Regions from separate parts of the Mus musculus genome. Here region 1 is linked to region 2. Evidence: chromatin loops called from intact Hi-C (ENCODE). Cell type or tissue: left cerebral cortex. All regions are shown on one strand. Each heading gives the region's core, and the rest is flanking DNA. Links, peaks and the distances in the headings are about the cores only.

The links. Peaks named below come from ENCODE experiments on the same cell type or tissue, not always from the same donor. Only the 100,000 strongest peaks of a DNase experiment are listed, where the experiment ranks them.
Region 1: it touches region 2 in a loop (1.9-fold over the local background); 2 of 42 quality-filtered maps call a loop at or near these places.

Annotation. Positions count from the first base shown.
Region 1 is chr19:14,221,465-14,230,790 of GRCm38, forward strand. No RefSeq gene overlaps it. Among named protein-coding and RNA genes, the nearest start is that of Gm31331, 130 kb to the left of the region's middle. In left cerebral cortex, for the core only: no CTCF peak of the experiment used is centred there; DNase peaks (open chromatin) are centred at 3,848 and 4,489; H3K27ac peaks cover 741 bases.
Region 2 is chr19:14,399,722-14,409,047 of GRCm38, forward strand. Gm8630 (predicted gene 8630) reads right to left here. Exons shown (of 6, transcript NR_152176.1): 5 at 3,366-3,441. Among named protein-coding and RNA genes, the nearest start is that of Gm8630, 32 kb to the right of the region's middle. In left cerebral cortex, for the core only: no CTCF peak of the experiment used is centred there; DNase peaks (open chromatin) are centred at 3,939 and 7,042.

The DNA of each region.
Region 1 (9,326 bases), core at 728-8,727, 180 kb before region 2:
TGTTTTCTACTTTCTACTTGGGAAGGAACATTAAATTTTAGTGGTTCATGATTTGATGTGTCAAAATGACTTGAAATTTAGCAATAACTATAGGCTACTTCATATAGATGTTAAGGAACATTTTGTGTTCATTTTAAAAACAAAATTGCCATTCTAGTTTTGTTAGCAAATAAAATGTTAACTGATATTGCGTTCTATTGGTTAGCACATGATGAACTTCCCTCGATTTAATCACTTAAAATCCATCTGTTCCATTTGAATGTGGATCTGTCAATCAGGAATTTGGACAGTGTATACTCCCTGACATGTGCTCTTAACTAGGATAGTGTCAGAGGCTGGAACCAGTCGGAGCATTCAGCAGGGTCACAAGCCTGTGACCCTGCTTCTTGCTTTTGGTAGGCTTTCTTTATGCTTGGGTTATGGTCTTGTCACACATCCAACTGGGTATATTCATAGAGTGGATGTTGTACATGGTATCTGATCTTCCAAGGAAAAGAGAGGATGCTCAGGAGTCATGAAGGCCAGGCCCAGCACTGATATAATAAGGTATCTTTGTAGTCTTTTGATCAAAGCAAACCATTGAGAAGTTTGGTCTGATGGTACAGGGCTACAATCTTAGGTATTTGGGAAGTTTTAGCAGAACCTCAAATTCATAGCCAGTGTAGCACCTTAGAAAAATCCTATTACAAAATGAAAAGATGTTAACACAGACACAGTAGAGCAAATTCACATTCCCTGCTGAAATGGACGAAGCAGTACATACAAAGAATCAAGAGGTTGTTGGTGGCCATTTTGGGACACTCCAACGTGTTTTTATTATCCCTGGCCTTAAAGTGCTTGGTTGTGGAAAATCTTATCTTAGATATTTAACCTCAAGTATCTTGAAAATTTCAATCATCCAGTGCCAATACAATCTCAATTTTGAAAGCAACCTAAATTGAAAAGGTTGTTGGGTAGTGAAATGACAAATGACTTTGACCGTAATATATTAGAATCATCAATTAAATAAAAACTACTAGTATAGTTCTATGGCTAATCTTACTTACCAACTTGACTACATCTGTAACCAACTAAAACCCAAGCAAGCCTGGAAGAATTTTCATGATTAAATCACTTAATATGGGAAAACCCACCTTATGACTGGGCCACACCTTCTTGTGGCAGCCCACATAAAATGACACAGAAAAGGGAAGCCTTTGATACTTCCCTGCTTGCCCTCACTCTCACTGGCAAATTTATCTATCTAGTTGCTGAGACATTCCTTTGCTGATATTAGAGCCTACTTCTTCTGGCTTCCAAGAGACTGAAGACTTGTTGTTCTCAATGAATTCCCTGGGACTTCCTCTCCCACTGAGGCCAGACAAGGTAGCCCAGCTAGAAGCACATACCCTGTGTACAAACAACAACTTGTGGAATGACCCACACACACACTCCAGTTGTTCAGGACATACAAGAAGACCAAGCTGCACATTTGCTACATAGGTGAGAGGAGGCCTAGCTTCAGCCCATGTGTGTAGTTCAGTTGGTGGTTCAGACTCTGAGAGCCCCAAGGGTCCAGATTATTTGACTCTGTTAGTATTCCTGTAGAGTTCCTATCCCCTGTAGGGCCCACAATCCTTCCTCTTATTCTTCCATAAGACTCCCCAATCTCCATCACTGTTTGATTGTGATGATCTGTATCTGTCTAAGTTGGTTGCTGATGGAGCCTCTCAGAAGACAACCTGCTTCTGTCTACAGGCATAAGAGAGTATCATTAACTGAAGAATGGATAAAGAAAATGTGGTACATCTACATAATGGAATACCACTCAGCTATTAAAAACAAAGACAACATGAGTTTTGCAAGTAAATAGATGGAACTTGAGAAATTTATCCCAAGTGAGGTAACCCAGACCCTAAAAGACATACATGGTATATACTCACTTATAAGTGGATATTAGCCATAAAATACAGATACCATGCTACACTCCACAGACCAAAGAAGCTAAACAAGAAGGAAGGCCCAAGCAAGAAAGCTTCAATTTCACTTAGAAGGGGGAGTAAAATAGTCATAAGAGGCAGATGGAGGATGGGAACTTCGAGGGAGTGGGTGGAGAGGGGAATGGGGTGTTTGGGATCAAGTGTGGAGAATGACAGGAGAGATGGATAGATGGCCATGAAATTGAATGGGAATCTGCAACTGACAGGGGTGAGAAGGTGGGGGACATCTATAGGATGAAACAGAGACTTGGGAAAAGGGAGACACCCAAGAATCAATGGGGATAGCCTAGCTTATAACATTGAGGATATGGAACCTGAAGAGGCTACTTCCTGTAGCCAGGCAGGAACTCCAGTGGAGCATTAGCGACACTAACCCACCCATAAAACATTCAATACAAAATTTATCCTGTCTACTAGAAATTCAGGCATGGGGAATAGAACAGAGACCGAGGGAATGACCAACCAATACCTGGCCCAACCTGATACCCATCCCATGGTCAAGTTCCAAAACCTCCAGCTTTTAAGCCTCTGGAGCTTTCTGTTAGACACACTTTTACATTTCTCTGTAAAGGGATGTAAAATTGCTAAAGGAATCAGGGACATCCATTTTGACTCCACTGGAAAGAGACTCTTGGGAGTGGGCATCTTGTCCTCAGGACATCTTGGGAGTTTCTTCTCTTTGCTGATTTTACTTTCCATCGTTCACTATAATCATTTATAACCAGAAGTTCAACCTTACGATGAGCCTTGAACATTCTCTAGACACCCATCAGACCTGTATAACTATCTTAACAGGGTACCACAATGATTTAGAATGCATGAGACAGTCCACAAGATGCCTTATATGGGCCTAGAATCACAGAGAGGACATGGTATAAATCAGCACCTCTCAAACCATATACCCACTCACACACCCACACACATAAACATACATTCTCAGATATGTTCAAACCATACTGTAGATATTCCATGTGTTTGTAATGTTATACTATCATTTTCATCTTTACTTTTTAATCAAGAAAAACCAATAAATTCACTTAATTGAAAGCAAAATTATTGGCAATTTTTTTCTTTCTATAGAAATTTTGAGCAAAATTCTAGATTTACACCTTCATTTACAGGGGAATGCCGGGGCCAAAAAATGGGAATGGGTGGGTAGGGAAGTGGGGGGGGGGGTATGGGGGACTTTTGGAATAGCATTCTAAATGTAATTGAGGAAAATACATAATAATAAAAAATATTAAAAATAAAAAAAGAGAAAAAAAGGCAATGTATGTAATGATCATATAAGCATGTTCCTAATACACTTAGTCTATAGCTGATGCTAGAAACATCAATGAGGCTGAGTGACCAGTATAATATAGACCTGCATGATGAGGGCATTGTGAACATGGCCTCAAGTGCACAGCTTCACGCTAACCAAGGATAAACTATGTAATGCCGTGGCTACCTATCCGGTAACTACCTCTTTTAACTTATTGCCCTCACCTTCTTTCCTTCCAAAATGTCCTTCTTTCTTATTTATTTATCAAAGGAAAGAAACAGAAGGAATGGAACTCAAATAAACAGGTGTCCTCTGAATTTCCCCTGGAGTTATCCCACTCGAGCTCCCTGATAGCATGAGGAAGCACGGCAAACTTCTGTCCTTGTGTGGCACAGTCTCATTTTAGTATCACCTGTTTCTATTTGGAATGAAGGGGAACCCAAAAATAAATGAACTGGCTCAGAAGCCCATGATGAAAATAGCATTGAAAGACTGACTCCGTCTGCAGCTGGCCCTCACCACAGACTGTGCCGGGTCTCCACCTCCCTCCTCCACTTCCCCTTCTATGCCAGGGCAGCTTATTCACACTGCCAGTGAATACTTAACACGGAATTCTTCAAGTACCACTGCAGAGCATCCAGCAAACACAGCTCTAAACTTAGCCTCACATATGTAGCCAGAGACACAGATAAATATAGAGACCTAGAAATACATACAGAATGCCAGAGAAACATGCTCTCGGCCAGAAACATATTGTGAATATGCAAATACCTCAGTGTCTGGTACTGAAGCTTTGCCCTTTAGCACTTACCTCGCTCTGTCTTTCTCTCATTTTCTCTCAGTACCATATCCCCCTCCACCAGTCTCTACCCATCTGTTTATTTTTTTTCCAATCTCCTCATTTAAAAAAAAAATATGGTATCACCTCTTAAAAATAAGAAAAAATATGGTGCTACAATTCCCACTGCCAGGTGTAACATATGATTCTGCTTCTGGGAGCTGGGAAACAAAATGTATAAAGGGGGATGGGTGTGTTCAAACTTTCTTACAAAGGTTACCAGAAATGGATTCTTAACCATTTTGTCTGCACTGTGTTCATTCCTTATTAGATTTCAGGTTTGCTTTGTAGTTTAAAGAAATTGTATAATCCAGACCTTGTCATCAACTGGTTTAATTTATTTCCCCGAAATGAGAGGCCTGGCAGAGGCAAGCAAGCCTGGCAGGGGCAGGCCTGCCTCTCAGATGTCTGGATCAGCGAGCTTAGCTATGGAAACAAGTGTTAAAGTGCCACGGACGACAAGTTCCATGGGTGCTTTTCACATCACATTCTATATGGATGACATCATTCTGTATACTGACCAGCACAACTGCATCCTTCTGTTTGATCTACATCACAGAGATGTGCCTCCATGAACCAGAAATTGGCACTGTTACAAATTATCTATTCTAGCAAGAAAATGAGACTTAATTAAGTCAATTAGCCAATAAATGAAACAAACATAAGAGGGAAAGAAGAAAGTCAGGACAAATTTCTTTTCCAGGAGCTAAATTCCTTGTCTAAAAGGGAAACTATTGGCATTCTAAGTATTCTAAGAAAAGATCTTGCTATATCTATATTTTATATTCCTGTTTGCAGCACTAAAGATATAGTGGCATGAGCATCATTATTAGAAGTAGCTATTTTCAATAAGTTGCTAGAAAATGGTCATCATTAATCTGACCTACTGAGAAAGATAACAGAATAAAGGAATGGGTAGTTCTGGAGTACATACCCTTTGCCAGCCTAGCGACCAGACATGAGTTATTGTATTTCATTTCATCTTTACAAACAGCACTGCAGGGGAGGTATAATCCTTGTTTTATGAGAAAGGAAACTGAGACTCTGAGAGGTTAAGTAATATGCTCAAGGCCTCAAGGTTATAAGTGCAACAGCCAGAATTCAATCTGAGCTTTGTCTACAAAGCCCATGTTCTTTCCACTGAATCAACCTAGACAGCAAGTTCAGGGCATGTAAGGCCAAATTGGCAAACCCTGGTCCTGGCAAGCTTCCCCTTAGCTTAGCTGGTTTAAAAGGACAAGGTATCATATCTCCAGTTGGGTCACAATAATTAGATGTGCTCCCCTGGCCTTCAAGTGATGTTGGCCTGGCTCCAGCTCCTATATCAGCATTACTCAATTGAAATCTTATCTGACCCTTGATGAGTTATTAAATCAAAGTCAAATTTAAACTGATGTTCAGAAACTCTACACTTGAAAAACAGGAACAGAAAATCAAAAGACCTCTATTTGTTCTCTTTGTAAATACTTGCTTTTTAATGTAATTATTGATCTTAAAACAAAGAGAAAGAAATAGATCAGAGATATCCCTAAATCACAAGTGGATAAAAGAGAAAACGGTTTATACTTATGTTCCCAAACAGGTCTGGTAGCTACAAGGGCTGATGACTTTATGGCCATTTACATGTGCAAAGTGTCAAGCAGTAATAAACTGGGTGAGCACAGATGCCACCCAAATAATCCCAGGAGTACGCAAGAAGGGGGCGTCAAATAAAACAATGAACATGACTTTGAGAATGGACATTATAAACAGGTCTTCAAACGAGCAGTAACTGGACAGCTATATTGAAGTTTGCCACCCTACTGTGGCCATACAAAAGTTTGCAGAAATATATATGAAGAACTTAAATCGACATTACCAGTGATATTCGGCTTTCAGTTTCCATCAGAATAAATTTCAAATCAATCCTGAAAGGTCACAGCCACAGTCCAAGCAATGCAGATCCACTTCAAGGTTCCAGTTGCACCTTTCCAGTAACCTCTGTCTTCTACTTCCATGGAGCAGGGATGGCTCTCAGGAGACTAGCCAGCAAAATCAAACTATCAGAAAACAAAATGCATCTTACATCTCTAAATGGGGATCTGCCTTCAGTTTTTTATTTTAGTGGCTGATTTGATTGATTGGAAGTTGGGGAAACAGAATAAGCACAGGGGCTGTATGAGAGAGGAAAGGTGATAATCTCATTATAGATAGAGATGTATAGAGATGTATAGATGTATAGAGTAGCAGTTCTCATCCTGTGGGCCTTTGGGGTCAAATGGCCCTTTCACAGGGGTCATGTATCAGATATTTATATTATGGTTTATAATAGTGGCAAATTTATAGTTATGAAGTAGCAACAAAATAATTTTATGCTTGGGGTTCACCACAACATGAGGAACTATATTAAAGGGTCACAGCATTAGGAAGGTTAAGAACCACTTGTTCAGAAGGGCTGCTACCACTGTCTGAAAATTCACAGTTTATTTTGTAAAATAAGATCTCAGTGGCTGAGAGAAGGAACACTGTGCAGCACCCAGGGCACCTGACACAGCAGAAAATACTCCCTGAGACCCAAAAGGGGGAATATTCTACATATTCCTTACACATTTGCAGCAGGATTATTCTAGTTTGAGTCTTGAAGGCTTAGTCCCCAGTCTCCAGCGCTGTTGAGAGGTAATGGGAACATTAAGAGGTGGGGCCTGTTGGGAATGAGCTAAATCACTGAAGGCTCAGCTTTGAAGGATAAAGTGAGACACCCTGCTCTTTCCTGCTTTTTTGCCTCTACACTGTGCCCAGTTGAACAGATCCTCTGCAAAAGTCCGCCACCATAATATACTACCCACCACAGTGGAATCAACTGACCATGGATTGAAATCTCTGAAATAATTATGAGTTGTGATAAGCCCATCCCCAGCCGTCGTGTATCTCAGATGTTCTGACAAAGTGACAGAAAGCTGGCTAACATGGCCATAGATTGGTCTTATTCCACTGTCTAAACTGAGTGTGTTAACAGGGACTGATGTCAAGGTTTTAATCAGACAATTCTTAGTTCTTGCAGGACCCACAATTTGCTTAAGAATATGAGGGTTGGCCCTTCCGCTCGACTCGAGCCCCGAGCTACCTTGCCAGCAGAGTCTTGCCCAACACCCGCAAGGGCCCACACGGGACTCCCCACGGGACCCTAAGACCTCTGGTGAGTGGAACACAGCGCCTGCCCCAATCCAATCACGCGGAACTTGAGACTGCTGTACATAGGGAAGCAGGCTACCCGGGCCTGATCTGGGGCACAAGTCCCTTTCGCTCGACTCGAGCCCCGGGCTACCTTGCCAGCAGAGTCTTGCCCAACACCCGCAAGGGCCCACACGGGACTCCCCACGGGACCCTAAGACCTCTGGTGAGTGGAACACAGCGCCTGCCCCAACCCAATCGCGCGGAACTTGAAACTGCGGTACATAGGGAAGCAGGCTACCCGGGCTTGATCTGGGGCACAAACCCCTTCCACTCCACTCGAGCCCCGGGCTACCTTGCCAGCTGAGTCGCCTGACACCCGCAAGGGCCCACACAGGATTCCACACGTGATCCTAAGACCTCTAGTGAGTGGAACACAACTTCTGCCAGGAGTCTGGTTCGAACACCAGATATCTGGGTACCTGCCTTGCAAGAAGAGAGCTTGCCTGCAAAGAATACTCTGCCCACTGAAACTAAGGAGAGTGCTACCCTCCAGGTCTGCTCATAGAGGCTAACAGAGTCACCTGAAGAACAAGCTCTTAACAGTGACAACTAAAACAGCTAGCTTCAGAGATTACCAGATGGCGAAAGGCAAACGTAAGAATCCTACTAACAGAAATCAAGACCACTCACCATCATCAGAACGCAGCACTCCCACCCCACCTAGTCCTGGGCACCCCAACACAACCGAAAATCTAGACCCAGATTTAAAAACATTTCTCATGATGATGATAGAGGATATCAAGAAGGACTTTCATAAGTCACTTAAAGAATTACAGGAGAGCACTGCTAAAGAGTTACAGGCCCTTAAAGAAAAGCAGGAAAACACAGCCAAACAGGTAGAAATCATTAAAGAAAAACAGGAAAACACATCCAAACAGGTGATGGAAATGAACAAAACCATACTAGAACTAAAAGGGGAAGTAGACACAATAAAGAAAACCCAAAGCGAGGCAACGCTGGAGATAGAAACCCTAGGAAAGAGATCTGGAACCATAGATGCGAGCATCAGCAACAGAATACAAGAAATGGAAGAGAGAATCTCAGGTGCAGAAGATTCCATAGAGAACATCGACACAACAGTCAAAGAAAATACAAAATGCAAAAGGATCCTAACTCAAAACATCCAGGTAATCCAGGACACAATGAGAAGACCAAACCTACGGATAATAGGAATTGATGAGAATGAAGATTTTCAACTTAAAGGGCCAGCTAATATCTTCAACAAAATAATAGAAGAAAACTTCCCAAACATAAAAAAAGAGATGCCCATGATCATACAAGAAGCCTACAGAACTCCAAATAGACTGGACCAGAAAAGAAATTCCTCCCGACACATAATAATCAGAACAACAAATGCACTAAATAAAGATAGAATATTAAAAGCAGTAAGGGAGAAAGGTCAAGTAACATATAAAGGAAGGCCTATCAGAATTACACCAGACTTTTCACCAGAGACTATGAAAGCCAGAAGAGCCTGGACAGATGTTATACAGACACTAAGAGAACACAAATGCCAGCCCAGGCTACTATACCCGGCCAAACTCTCAATTACCATAGATGGAGAAACCAAAGTATTCCACGACAAAAACAAATTCACACAATATCTTTCCACGAATCCAGCCCTTCAAAGGATAATAACAGAAAAGAAGCAATACAAGGACGGAAATCACGCCCTAGAACAACCAAGAAAGTAATCATTCAACAAACCAAAAAGAAGACAGCCACAAGAACAGAATGCCAACTCTAACAACAAAAATAAAAGGGAGCAACAATTACTTCTCCTTAATATCTCTTAATATCAATGGACTCAATTCCCCAATAAAAAGACATAGACTAACAGACTGGCTACACAAACAGGACCCAACATTCTGCTGCTTACAGGAAACCCATCTCAGGGAAAAGGACAGACACTACCTCAGAGTGAAAGGCTGGAAAACAATTTTCCAAGCAAATGGACTGAAGAAACAAGCTGGAGTAGCCATTTTAATATCGGATAAAATCGACTTCCAACCCAAAGTTATCAAAAAAGACA
Region 2 (9,326 bases), core at 291-8,290:
TGATTTTAAGACTGATAAGATTGAGTAGAGACCAGTTGTTTAATAACTCTTGGGCAAAATGTAACTCAGAAATTCTCGTAGAATCTATGCATATGCACAAATCAAAATGGTTGTAGAATTCCCTTTTGGGTTTTCATGCTTTGGTAAGGAGATTTCTTGTATTATACAGACAGCCTTCATTCTGTCTATGGCCACTCTTTTGAGGAATTGCAATCCTTAAGGATTCCCTGCTTCAAAGGGCCATTGTCCATGATGTTGAGTGGTTGACATCGCACAAAGCAATCAACATTTTGTATCCATGGATTCCACATGCAGGGATTCAACTAAATTACAACTGAGAAGATCTGAGGAAAGTAAATTGTCTCCACTGGACATTCCCAAATGGTTTTTCCTTGTCATGATTCCTAAACAATATAGTCTAATAACCATTTGCCTTGCAAAAATAACCTACTTAGCATTGTGAGACATCTAAAGATGATGTCAGTGCAGGAGGGCTGGGTGTCAGCTAAAGGCAAGGCATTTTGGTGTCTCAGGAGTATGTGTTCTGGAACCAATCAGCCGGAGGCACTAAGGGGCAGCTGTTTATCTTTATTGGCTTATATAACCAATTGATTAATCAGGTCATTTCCCCTTAATTCTGAATCAAGCACAATCTGGAGTTTAGATATACAGTAGCAGAATTCAGTAAGGCTTTGTGAAAGATGAACTACTGTGTCTCCACTCATTTTCACACTAAAGAGAGATGAACATAAAACAAATGGGGTAGAACTATATGGGGGATTTACCAAACTTTTATATCTCTTTAAATAGAATGCTCTACATATCCTTCTAAACAAGAAAAACAAACTTGGATGACAGGTATAGTTCTGTTTATTACGTCTTAATTTAAATTTCCTTACTAGGGAGGCAGAATAGAAAACATACCTAGAAAATACTCAATTTCTTTGGGCTTTAAGACTTTTGTTGATCTTTTCATCTTATTTTCACTGTTGTTTATTTCGAATTCCCTTAAAGTAATCAAGTATTATTTAAAACTCTTAATATGTTCTAAAATTTTTAAATAAATACTTATAGGAGATCTAGCTTGTGTAGTGATAGACATTAAATTTGGTCTTCCAAACATGTTTTCCTTTCTTAATAAGGAATATTATTTTCACTTCAATTTCATCAGTTGATTCCAAGAAGATGAGAAAGAATTTTCCTCTTAGAATAAATCTTGTTACCCTCAGGGTGGAATACACTGAGCCTTGTGGCTTGTTTGTTGCTGTCTATCTTTTCTTTAATTGTTTGGATTTAGCTTATGCTTCACATAAGCGGGACCTTAGAAAGAGTCCAAAGCCCACTACAACACAGATGCTCTTCTGGTGTGCATGAAGACAGCAACAGTGTACTCACATGCAAAAAAATAAAAAATAAAATAAAATCTTTAAAAAAAGGCAGAATGTTGACCTGGTGCACGCCTTTAATCCCAGCACTTGTGAGGCAGAGGCAGGTGGATCTCTGAGTCTGAGGACAGCTGGTCTACAAAATAAGTTCCAGAACAGGCAGGACTACACAGAGAAGCCCAATCTCAACAAAACAAAACACAACAACAACAACAAAAATGGCTAAATGCAAACAAATGGGCAAACTTCTATCCCCACCTCCTTGCTAGCCAGTAAGCTAATATTAGTAAACAATTGTTTATTTCGGATAATGTATTACCATATTAATAAAGTATTATTTCCCCAATTTTTAATAGATCCTTCCATGGAGATATGCTGTAGAAAATAAACAACCTGTCATTGTCAGGTCCTTTACTTCAGGAAACAAAACACCTTTTTTCTTAATGGAGGCAGGACAGAAGATGAAGTATGCCTATGGTTCTTCACTTAAACCTCACATTAAGTAAGGGGCTGGGTCAAATCTTTTCTGACCTTTGACCTTCTGATATAAAAGGGAAGTGAGCAGAAAGAGCAGACCAAGGTACAGAGAGCATGCATTCAGATATTTATTTCCCCACTCTCCCTGCTCTCTCTCTTTGAAAGTTAGAAGTTGCGGAGCTCAGTGCATTTAAATATCTAGTTCATGCTGCATCAACACAATTGTTTTTAGAAAAATTATGCATTCCAAGTAATTTGGTAAAATAGACAAAAAAAAAAAATACATTAGCCTTGCTCATGCCACCTAAGAGGAGGCATGTCAGCCAGGTTTTCTAATATATCTAAGTTCACATTCTGCAAGTATTGACCATCATTTACTGAGTGTTCTTAGCAGGCAAGTTTTCAAATGTCTTCATTATTCATTTGCTGACCTAAATGTCCCCTTGTCCTTTCTCAGGTAAATACAGAATTAAACATCAACATCACAGCCATTTTAGAGGCATTTGTGTTTATGCCCATCTCTAGAGATCACTGAACTTGAAAAAAAAAAAACAAAAAACTGCCATCTACTTCTTCCCTGATATGTTTGTAAAAGTCCCATCACCATTATCTCTCTCTGCTAATAAAGTCCATTTGCTTTTTTGGCTATTATCTTTTGCTTGTCAGTCATAACTAATGGCATGGAGTCTTGTTTAATTTTTCCCCATCTATTATATTCCTGTCATGCTTTTGTTCCCCCACCCCCACCCCCCACTTCATACAGGTCTTAAAAGAAGTCAAAGAAACTAGTTCATTAAAAAATTATTTGAATGCTTCTCACAGCACACAGGCTTTCATTTTTGTGCTGGGGCCAACTCTCCACCTCATTTTAATTCTCCCAATCAGTTCTTTCTCCCAGCACAGAAGCAAGTCTTTAAAACAATCTTTCGGAAATTCTGATATCCACTGTTAGGATCTGTAAAACCAATTAGTATGACAGTCAGCTTTAAGTTAGCCATGGTAACTGGGGAGCTATTGGCCTGTTATAATTAACTGAACGCTCTCAGAAGGAGTCAGAATTCAAGTAGGGCATGGCTCTTTACCCTTCACACAAATCTGCTTTTAATATTTATAAACATTTGCAACCAAGCAGTATCATGCCAAACTTCTTCTTGTCTTTTCTGGTGAGCATACTAATAAACATTAAGTCCAATTGCAAAGAAAAGGTCAGAACCAATAGTCAAACCATGGGAGTGGACTACTCATCTCTGGCTCTGAAAAGAGTTTCTTCAAGGACATGAGGTATGTGACTAACCAACCAAGTAAAGGAGATACCTATTCAGCATTGATATCTTTTCTGTATCAATAAAATACTTTGAAAAAAGTGAATTTTTCTATAATTTATAGTAATATAAAGAGGATAGTTATACTAAAATAATAACACAGTTAATTTCTTGGTTTATCCATGACATTAGATTATATGTGAACCGTTAGCTATTTCGATACACAGACTGCCTGACTTACAGTGAGTATCAAGAACATGGGGCCCACAAGACAGCAAGTCACCTTAGATTCTGAGCAGGGGATAGTGGAGTTGAGTCTGGAGATAAAAAAAAAATTAAGTTAAAATAATCAAAATTTACAGAGGCAAAATTGTACACTTTCAGCATTTGACTATAGGCAAACAGGCTACTTGAGACTCATCACTGAAGATGTTTCACATAGTCCCCCAGAGTCATTGCCCAGACTTCTTCTTTCTCAAACAAAGCAGGCATGTGTTTCAAGCACTCCTGCTAGGGATGAGCTATTGCTAGTATTCAGGACACCCTGTGCGTACATGGAATCAAAGAGATGTTAAGCCTTCTCCTATGAACTTTTTGTAGATAATTGATATAATTAAGACATACCACAGAATTTTTATCCTTCCTTCCTTCCCCCTCACCTGCTCCTTTCTCTTTCGGCCCACTTCTACTGCATAGCCCAGGCTGGCCTTGAACTGGAGATCCTTCATCCCTGCTCTCTCACTGTTCAGATTATGAGCATGCGTCGACACGTCCTGATCTTTCTGGGGAGATTTTTATAAAGTAAATTTAGGTGAGGGAGACACTGGTGAGAAGGGAAGGATCACTTTCCTACTGGTTACAGAATTTTTAGAAAACCTTCTTAAGTCATTTTTGGATATAGTCTCTGGACCAAGTGCTTTGCTGCACTTTTTTTTTTTTTTTTTTGAGTTAAAATAAGAAGAATGAACCATAGCTCAGACGTGCTGTAGTGTGAGGAGGAATCACGTCTTCTTCTGTCAAAAATTGGGGTTCTAGCAATTCTGTAAATTCATCTTTAACACGACATCTTCATTTTGATTGAGCGACAAATAACAGTTTATGAACGAAAGCAGAATTTATGTATGTGCTCCCAGAATTAAATTGCTGAAAGTACAATATTTGATAAGGAAAAAAAGTGTGTGTCTGGGTCTCAGCTTCATGCACCAATAGTGTTCTCAGCTCAGTGGAATAAGCCTTCATATTCCTCAGTAACAAAGAGAAAATTACACAGCAGAGCCGTCAAGAAGATGATGGGTAAGTGTCCAGCTCCTCTGATAGATATGAAATAAACTTATAAACACATTAACATAGTACCTAGCCAACTGAGTTGCCTAAAGAAAAATCACAATTAGGTCAGTATTTAAAACCAGAGTGACTGGAAGCACAGGTGGCGCTCGGCAGTTATCTCACGGTGGAGAGTCTCTTGAGGAGTGAAGACGTCTGTGCCATGGCTTTTCAGATGTAAGGTAAAATTTTTTCTAAATCATACCTTCAATCTTTCAACCAATGCAGAACTCCATTTCTGTTCCAGTGACAAGCTCAGGCCGATAGCCATGGGGAGGAGAGTAGGCTGAGAGCCATGGGAAGGGAAGGGAGCATATGACCATACAGAGGGCAGGAAACGCTGTATCTTCCTCTCCTATCCTTACCCTAAGACCCACCCACTCAATCATCCATGATCAAGACCAGCCGGTAGATTGCTGGGAAAAGAAAACAAGTTGTAAAATTCTTTAAAGAGTCAAGCTTCCTCTCTTAGTTATCCATCTCAGAGTCTGATCCATTGGCCTATGGATCTTGCCCAGCAGCCTTTCAGATCCTGACTTCTATGGGGCTCATACTACATGTCTCCAACATGTCTTCGGTAACTTCCTGGTTCTTCGGTTCTTCCTCGGTTCTTGACTTTGTAGGCTGCATGGAATCATGCTTCCCTTAGGAATCCATCCCCCTAGAAGATGTCCCTTTAGCACTGAGCTGTCCCAGCAGAGGTCAGTCCTACAGGCCCTGCTCCTGGCGAATGTCACCTCCAGCAATATTCAAGAAAATAATTGAAGTTCAGGTCTTTTCTTGGTGTAGCCGTGTTCTCCAAAAGTTGGAAGTAGGACAGAGGCTTACTAGTCTGTACTTGGAGCTATGATTCCAAGAAATGAGAGCAGGCAAGGGAGGGGCAACGGAAGCCAAAGCCAAACCAGAATGCTTTAGGAAACTGGCTCTCGTGGGGGTCAGCCAAAGTATCCCATCATGATAGATCACAGGCCTTTAAGAAGCACAACTCCAAGCTGCGGTCAATGGAGTCGAGGGAAGAGATAAAGTCCAACCCCTTTTCTCATCTCCAGTTGGCCCTGTGGCGATCCAAAGCCCTTATAATTTCAAACTGAGTAAGAACGATTCCAAGGTCACTGCCAAGAAACTGTAACCAGGAAGGGAAAGCTTTGCAGTCTGGGTCTGGGGAAGGTTCCTGTCTTCTCATTGTACTGGTAGCAACTGGAATGGCAGATAGGTACATAAGAGGTGCCCACCACACTGTCACCTGTGGTCGGTATCTTTTTCCAGATGCTCTAGGTTAATTGATTTTTTTAATGTATAAAAATCATAGTTCTCATGACAATATGAAGTCAGCAGGCATCCAGATTATCTTTAACTGTCTGTGTGATAAGGGAACAATATGATGCTAAAGCAAGCGAAAATGAGAATCCCAAGTGCAGGTGACGGGCCAGGTACCTCAGTGGGTAAAAGCAGTAACAGAGCAAGCCTGATGGAGCAAGCCTGACAACCTGAGTTCAATTCCCAATATTCCCAATAATATATAGATAGATAGATAGATAGGTATAGAGAGAGAGAGAGAGAGAGAGAGTATGCACACACACACACACACACGCACACACATCACCTACATATATGATATATAGACACACATGCAGGGCTCTAGTGATGGCAGAATGGAAAGGCACAAACAACAAAACAACAAAAGATATATCCCTCTCTCCTGGTCTTAAAGTTTTTCACATTTCCTTTACATGGTTTTCCAGAAATATCCTAATTTTTATTTTCCCAAATGATCATCAGCTATTCAGAAATATATTTGTAGCTTAATCTAAATAACGAAAAGGTAAATCTATTGGCTGAGGACCAGAAAGCTGTGTCCCTTTTACCAAGTCTCACCAGTATGACTTCTTTTTAAATATAAAATTTAATTTGAATAAAATCACATCTGCAACCACTTTCACTCAGCAGCAACAGAGCTCAGGGGTTGTAACAACGAACCGCAACCCAAAATAGCCAAACTATTTACTGTTTGGGTCTGTCTGTACAAGAAATGTTTGTGAGTTCTGCTGTGATCATCAAGCAGCAGCCGCCGCAGCATAAAACAGCGATGCTCCTTCCCTTCTCCAACCATGGCCTGAGGATCAAGGATCAGGAGAGTGGGTGAAACACCTGCTCACCCCGTTCCTATAGCCCTTCTCCTCTCTTCTTCATCACCTGAAATGACAGAGCCCCAAAATGCAGGAACAGCCAAAACTAGGTGACTCCTTCCCAATAGAAACTGGGCAGAAACATCTCTCCCTCTCCTTCAGACTGTGGGTGTTTCACATTCATATTAATGAATCTGCAATGCAATTCAGAGATTACACCCTCCAATACTGTCCACGGCAAGCTGCTTAAGAGCTGAGATTCGAAGCCAGGACTTGTAGTTCAAAGCTTGCCTAGATGTCAGAATGGGCATGGATCACAAATTCAGAGATTCCGCTTCCCTCGCTGTTGTCCTGGCTTCACAGGCTTAAGTTATCTCTTTCGGAGCCATTTGCTGCTATTTTAAAAGATGTTAGCTAGCACGAGAGCACGCGGATGAGAAAGAATGTTTGGGGCAGAATGCTTGACACCTCCTTACTGCTTCCCCAGCATCCAGATGGAAGAGGAAACAGGGTCGGCTTCCACACCAGCCTGGCAGAGGAAATAGACATCTGCCTCAGGACGGTATTTCTTACCGCAGATAGCAGCCAGCAGTGCTTTCAGATCCAAAAGAAAAATGTGCCTCTGCTAAGAAATGCGAGATTAGAACCCAACCATATTGAACTCAGCTTTGACTGAATTCTCCTCTCTCTCCCTCCCTCTCTCTCTTTCTCTCTCTCTCTCTCTCTCTCTCTCTCTCTCTCTCTCTCTCTGTCTCTCTCTCTTTCTCTCTCTCTCTCTCTCCTCCCCCTTTCTCTTCACCCCAACAACAAAAACAACAACACCTCTTCACATTGCAAAAGTATCCAGTAAGATGCTAAGATGCTTTCATCTGAAAAGCATTCAGGAGTCTGGTTACCTCAAGGGTAACATATTTCTAATCATTCATTATAGTCCTTCCTGGAAAAGCCAGCCAACGGTCTCAACCTTTCTTTGGCTTCAATAGGAGGAATAAGAGACTCAGATTCGGCGATGACTATCTTTTGTTGCGGGTGGGACTTTTCAAGCTGAGAGTCCAGACTTGTTTCTCGGACCAATATTTGAAGACTTTGATGTGCTTGCCTGGTTTTCCTTGAAGGTATTTCCTATCGTTATCGCTCCTTAGGAAGGTGACACTTGCAGCAATCATGGAGTTAGTGTACCATATTCTTTTTTGGGGCACTGTTAAACAAAATAAGCTATGACATTGTACAGAGTTTGATGTGTACAGTATATAAGGAGGAGAGCAGCTTTGGGGTTCAAATCGGGTTCAAATCTTGACTGCCTTTGACTTGCTGAGTGACTGTGTTGTGTTGAGATTTAAGTAAGAACTGTCGTGGATACTGGCAGGCATCTCTATGGCTTTGCCCTGCCTCTCTCTGCAATACTCAGCAGTACATCCTGTGAGCGATTTTGATATTGCCCCTGACTAAAACTACACTCCACTCTCCTGTTAGTTTACACTGTTTCCTCTTTCAAGATCCTATCACAGATACTCTTTCTCTTCTGCTCAGATGACAACTCTTAGTGAAGTCAAACCAAAATTGGGAACTCAAGCAAGCTAACAAAGGACCCCAAGCTAACAAGGCCACTGTCAGAGTGAGGGCTGACCTGGTAACTACTTGAATGTTTAGTGCCAAAAGGTTCCTCGGGGAAGAGAGTGTCCCAGTGGAGACTGGACGACTGAGGAAACATGAGATAATAAGGGGATGCTGAACTTTACAAAGTTTGCTCTGTATCCAGACTCAGCTACTTTCATGAAAGGTAATTTCAGGACAAAAGTCCTGATGATGTCTTAAAATTCAAAGGGGAAAAAAAAATCCTAAAGAACATGATCACAAAGCACTCAAACATTCTAGAGGTCATGTTGAAGAGACGTCACTTTTTCCCCCCATTTGGATAGATTTTTCTTGAAGTATGGTCATATTATCTGAATACATAAATAATAGCCCTGGTGGGTTAGTGGTTTATGTCAATTTTAAGTCCTTCAGTGGAAAAAAAAGTGCTATGTGGCAATTTAAAAATGTGTTTTCTTGTATTTTTCCAAACCAAATAATTTTGCAAGGTACATTCTGAGTGGAATTTGATGGATGCCAAGAATGTCCTTCGGTATAACCTGAAGATGGTGTAGTCTGTGCCCAATATAAATAACAGCCAAGGCTCCTGCTTTCAGCTCTGCAACTGGTTTTAAAATACTTCTCTATCTCTAGTTATTGCTCTAGAACATCTCTACTCATGTTAACAAATAGTTCCAGCCCAAGAGGAAGTCAGCCAAGATACCCTAGGGTCCAAGCTTGCAATGATCCCATTCACAGCAACTTCTGAGAGCCAAGAAGATCCAGTGGACGAGGAGAGTGCTTCCTAGTCTGTCCTCTTGACACCTACCTTGAGCACACTTACTGCCATCAATAGCTGCCATCATAGAGAACATTCCAATGGCATCTGACCCAGTGTTATATGCGTCAAGAGGTAAACTATTTTCTCATCAATTGTGCTACCGAAACCCCATGTATAAACAGATACCCCCTCCAGGGTGAGAGGGGCAGGAAACAGTGCTGGCTCCAGCTTTGAAGAAGTTGTTAAACTTTGCTAAATCTTCTTCATCTTCAGAACACACACTTTATGTTAATCTATATTTATATAATATAGTGATTATTGCCATTTGTAAATAAAATTCACAAGCATGAAACCATGAAATAAGTTGTAACTGTATCCGTAACACTTGTAGTTTAAATTT